2 separate regions of the Homo sapiens genome follow, and region 2 is linked to region 1. Evidence: chromatin loops called from intact Hi-C (ENCODE). Cell type or tissue: K562. All regions are shown on one strand. Links, peaks and the distances in the headings refer to the core of each region. The heading gives the core; the rest is flanking DNA.

What was found. A loop is a pair of places that touch in the nucleus more often than their neighbours do. Peaks named below come from ENCODE experiments on the same cell type or tissue, not always from the same donor. Only the 100,000 strongest peaks of a DNase experiment are listed, where the experiment ranks them.
Region 2: a loop joins it to region 1, with 2.0 times the contacts of the local background. A loop is called at or near these places in 5 of 110 quality-filtered maps.

The regions. Positions count from the first base shown.
Region 1 is chr5:72,279,202-72,282,019 of GRCh38, forward strand. The region is part of intron 4 of MRPS27 (mitochondrial ribosomal protein S27); the gene reads right to left. LOC107986422 (a long non-coding RNA gene) reads right to left here. Exons shown (of 2, transcript XR_001742742.2): 2 at 1,649-2,818. Among named protein-coding and RNA genes, the nearest start is that of MRPS27, 40 kb to the right of the region's middle. In K562, for the core only: a CTCF peak has its summit at 1,687 (motif pointing left); a DNase peak (open chromatin) is centred at 1,700.
Region 2 is chr5:72,232,942-72,235,759 of GRCh38, forward strand. MRPS27 (mitochondrial ribosomal protein S27) reads right to left here. Exons shown (of 11, transcript NM_015084.3): 6 at 1,178-1,256. Among named protein-coding and RNA genes, the nearest start is that of MIR4803, 65 kb to the left of the region's middle. RefSeq lists an enhancer at 1,321-1,615. In K562, for the core only: no CTCF peak of the experiment used is centred there; a DNase peak (open chromatin) is centred at 1,440.

The DNA.
Region 1 (2,818 bases), core at 210-2,709:
CTGTAATTTATCTGATTATTGAGAGTGAGCATCTATTCATATGTTAAATATGTTAACTGCCAATATGGTTTTTTATTCTGTGAACTGCTGGTTCATATTCTCTATCCACTTTTCTAAAATTCTTATCTTATTGGCCTATGGATATAATCTAGATACTAATCTTTGTTAGCTACATGCATTGCAAATCTTCCCTGGTCTTTTAATTTTGTTACTGGTGGTAACAAAATTTTTGTAGAATAGAACTTTAAAATTTTAATGCATTAAACCTTATCAGAGCAGGTGCAGTGGCTCACGCCTATAATCCTAGCCATTTAGGAGGCGAAGATGGGAGGATTGCTTGAGGACAGGAGTTTGAGACCAGCCTGAGCAACACAGCGAGACCCTGTCTCTTAAAAAACACACAACAAGCATTAAATAACAACAACAACAAAAACCATTCTGAATCATGGAAGACAACAAAACAAAACAAAACAAAATAAAACAAAAACAAAACCCCAAAAACAATTATCACTTAGTAATAAAACAAAACAAAAAAATTTATCAATCTTTTGTTATGTTTTTTGTGTCTTGTTCAAAAAAAAACAAATCCTTCAGTGTCCCCAGTGTTATACTACTATTAATATTCTCCTATATTTCCTTCTAAAAGTTTTGCTTTTTCCATTTCGGTTTTTAATCTACCTAAAAAAAATGTGTGTGAGTATGTTCATATATTTTGAAGTAAGAATGAAGAATTTTCCCATATAATTGTTAGATTATCGATTGTCTAAGTAGCATTTATTAACTAATCCATTCTTCGCCCTTTGATGTAAAAAATATCTCAGGTTTCCAGATATGTAGATACATTTCTGGGTTCTCTCTATTCTGCTCCACTAGTCTATTTGTCTACATCTAAGCCATTATCTTCATTTGTATTTTTTGTAGCTTTCTAATAAGTCTTGTTGTCTATCTTGTGGACCAATCATTTTATGTTAGTCTTCTTAAAACTGTCTTAGCTATTCTTGGTTTTATTCTTTCACTTGAATTTCAGGGTCATCTTCTCAGGTTCCCCAAAAATTTCTGCTGAGATTTTGGTTGGAATTGCACTGAATTTATAGATGAAATGTGACACTTACTGTTTAATAGTTTAAAACAAATAAAATGGAAAGATATACTTAAAAGACTGGCAAGAAACACACTAAAAACAAGTGATTTTTCCTTTATAAGTATTTTTTTTAAAAAAAGAATATGTAATTACTTTTTCCATAAACAAGAAATGATTTTAAAAATATGAAAAAAATGTATATTTCATTCTAACCTGCAAGGCTGCACAGCAGCCCAGTTTTCTATATAAGAATCAGCTCTACAAATAGAAACTCTTGCACAGCTTCTAAAAAAACCAATAAAATAAAAGTGGGGAATGCTGACAACATTAAACAACTTTAGCCATTCTGAGCTGCTCTTGTGCATGCCAGATATCAAAACTAAAATCTCTGGAAGCAGTTCCACAATTTCTATTTCAATTGCTTACATGCTCCCAGCCCACAGAACAGACCTCTCTTTTTGTGTCTAATCTGTATTTTGATTATTGATTCAATAACATCTTATCAGAGATCAGTTATGGTGCAGTTTTTTCCTAACTGGGAATCATTTTCTTGAGGCTTCTTCTCCCTTCTTCACAGATAGTAAGCAGATCTGTTGCCCCCTTCTGGTTTGTGGCTGTAAGCTTAGCAATACGGGTACACGTATGACAGATTTGATTTGCTGTCTTTTAGGGTCAGGAAGCTTCCCCCAAAATGTGATATCCTTTCTAAATGTGTGTTGAACTACTAGTGTTCCTAAGCATCTACTTCTCCACATTCCTGAGCCTTGATGGCCCTTACACCTTGATGCCCTTGGGGCAGGGGTGGTGCGGATGGTTAGGGAAACCTAAACCAGAAATCAAATACATTTTCCCATAAGAGAGAAGTATGGGAAATAAATACTCCTTGCTTCTCCCGATGTTACAATCTAGTATAGTCAACATTAAAGCTAAATTTTATTGAGCACTGACCTTCTTTGTCCCAAGACTGTTCTAAGGGCATTATAACGTTATCAATTTCTTGGAGTCTCATAAATACCCTAAAGCACAGGCACTATTTTAACACTCATTTTATGAGGGAGGAAATGGATGGCACATTCGACATTCAAATCCAGGCACTCTGGCTCAAGTCCATACTCTTGTCTACTATACTATACTGTGTCTCAGGTAAAGAGAAAGAAAGAAATATTTTTGACAGAAGACAAAACAAAATAAGTAAGCACCCCTGAATAGGTAAAACAAAATTTTATAGATGGGTCAGAGAGATCACATTCAACCGTGAAAATCAGGGTAAGTTTATGAGTGTAGCAGAATTTGGGACAGGCCTTAAAACACAGGCTGTATTCTGTTAGAAAGAGACAGTGGGGAGGGAAGAGCATAGGCAAGATATGAAAGTAGAAGGCACATTCAGAGAACAGTAGTCCATTCCAACTGGAGTCTGAAAGCACTGTGTAAGTGTGTAAGTCTGTTATTACCTGCTATTATTCAGCAAATGGAGGACTATACTAATCTATACGTATGAGATGCACAAAGTTCTCACTTGAACACATAATTTCAGTGTTTGACTTATCAAAACTCTGCCAAGATTTTTACCAATGAAGACTAATGATTGAGTTTCACCTCTTGGTAGTGTCCATCACTGAACTATGTAACAGCCAGTGCATAATGAATACACTGTTCATGTGCTGTAATGATCTGGTGTTGGAAGACCTAGTTTTAAGTCCCAGCTTTGCCTATTACTAGGTATAAAATGGTGATACT
Region 2 (2,818 bases), core at 166-2,665, 46 kb before region 1:
AAGGCATCATGTCTACCAGCTAGAACAGCTAAGGCATAAAGGAGACACATATATTCTCAAGGTCACCCTGACAGGCAGAGCAGACAGGCTGGTCTGACTGCCCTATTCTCTGCTCTGGTACCTTCTCACTGTTAAGGCAGAAGAGGACAAAATGCTAAAGGAAACCCTAAATCTCAGGTGTTATTTCAAAGACAGCAAAATAATGACTATAAAAAGGACAATAAGGCTCAGTTTAAAATACTTGTTGGAAGGGAATGGGAAATGCTCGTTCATAAATTATAAGCCCCTGAGTATAACACGTAACATAAAATATTTGTTTGCACATTAATGCTGGTCATTAAAGCCTGGAGAGCAGGCTTTAAGCAATTTTTATTTTCCCTTGATATTCTACAACATAGATGGAGGCCAAGAAAATCAAGTCAAACAATTTCCTTTCTGTAGTTACTTGGTGGTAAAGCAGAGAATATTAACAATGGCTTAAAATATAGTGCCTGTTCATATCACAAGCACAACAAATGTTTTTTACTTACTGAATTATTTTTTTAACCAATTTTTACATATATTCATAACTATAAAATAGCACTGATTTGCAGCTGTTCCTACCCAGCTGGTTTTGCACATGTCATGGTTCTGAATGAGGCCACACGCATGGATTTCTATGTTCTTTTTGCAAATGGGGAAACTGAGATAGGCAGACCAGGTAGTCATCTAATAAGTCAGTAGAAAAATAAGAACCTGGAAGGGATTTTCTTTTACACAAACAAACAAGCCAGTAATATTTTAAAAGAGCATAGGCTAAAAATTCAGTTGAAAAAAAAAATCTCATTTCTGCCAACTGTTCATTACTGAATCCAAAATTATACTTGAAAAATAAATTTACTTTATCCTTTATTTATATTCTGCATTTCAGTCAGTTTGGGAAGTGAAATTAGATTGGCCTGTATAATTAACTTACTTTTCCTCCATAATCATTTATGTACTTTGATATTTTCTATCTTAAAATAAAAATAATGTTTTTAAAAATTTTGCATAAAAGATAATCATCAAAACTTTTCTGACTAAACGAGTAATGAAGAGATGTTATTAAGAAATAAAAAAGGGGAAGTTCCTACATTTGTACACCTCCCTTTGGGAGCTGGAAGCCCTATAAACACTGAATCTGGGGTTAGTTTCTTACCTTTGTAATTTTCTTTCTTTATGAAAGAATCCATCAGTAAATTGAATGTAAAGTTATCTGGAAAAATTCCATATTGAACCTATAATGAAAATGAACATAACAGGAAAAAAAGAGAAAATTATCTAATTTAGTCTGTAATATATGCCTATGTATTATTCAGAATAAAACTTGCCACCATTAGCTTTAAAATATTTGACTATCATTTTACAGCATCTGTGACAGTGAAACAGAAGCCATGACTCATGAGGTTTGGTAACAGGAACTGTTGGTCAGGGTGAGAAAGTTGTGAGTCTGATATAAGACAACTGATAATGTAAAAACTAAGGCTCCAATTCTAACACCTCATCATAGCTTAAAAAAAACATAAAAGAAAAAAGAAAAAAAGAAACCCACACAACCCCCCTAACTGGTTCAGTGACTCTTCTTATAAAGTATGAATAACAATACAAAAACAGACTCTCATGAGAAAGCAGACATTACACAGCATTTTCTGGTTCTTAGCCTGGCTTTTAAGGTCCCAAGAAATATGCCAAGAAATATTTGCTACTAAGTTTCTAGAATGTTGTGTCATACAACTGAATACTTGAGAATTCAGATTTCTTAAAATGTGGACCCTTTAGCACCTGCAGGATGTCGACTTTCTCAGAGTGTTTTTAACAATATAGATTCCTACGTCTCAGACCTATAGAACCAGAATCTGTGGGAATTGGGCACAAAACCCTGAATTTTTAGTGAGCTTCTTGTGATTTTCATGCATACTCATTTTACTACCAATGATCCTGATTGTGGCTGCATTTTTATTTGTTTCAAATTCTTCAGTAATGTTAACCACCATTCCCCACAGGGCTCCATTCTTCCCTCTTGGAACCAGTAGAAACACCTGAGGAATTTTTCCAAACTATATCCATATCCCCTTGAGAGATTTTGATACAGTCCTAACCCCCAACTGAATCACCACTGAGCTGACTCACTGTTTCCAGGTGTTATATATAGTAGCCTCAGGTGTGCCGAAATGGAAAAATGTCTAAAAACCACTGTTTTAAAGGTTGTAGCTCATGGCCAGTGTCTATATTTCTCAAAGCAGTCATCCAAATCAGTATTAATCCCTAGGGCAGGCTAAAAACCAAAATATTTTAGGATGACAAATCATTAAAGCTGAAAGGGATTTTAGAAATCAACTGGTCAGTGATTCTCAACCCAGGCTGCAAATGAGAATCAACTGAGAGCTTTAAAAAACAAACAAACAAACAAGCAAACCCAATGAGGGATGAATAGGCAGGGATGAGGGATGATACTACAATGGTGGATACATGTCATTATACATTTGTCCAAACCCATAGGACGTACAACATCAAGAGTGAACCCTAATGTAAACTAGGACCTTTGGGTGACAACGGTTTGTCAACGTAAGTTCATCAATTGTAATAAATGTACCACACTGGGGCAGGATGTTGATTATGAGGAAGGCTATGCATGTGTTGGGGCAGGGAGTACATAGAAAATCTATGTACTTTCCACTCAGTTTTGCTGTTGAAGGAAACAAAAATATTTCTCCCCAAAATAATTGAGGATGTTAAGTTAAAGATACTGAAAATGCAGGGGAAGACTCTGCCATAGCCTCCAATTGCCTGATGGCAGCAC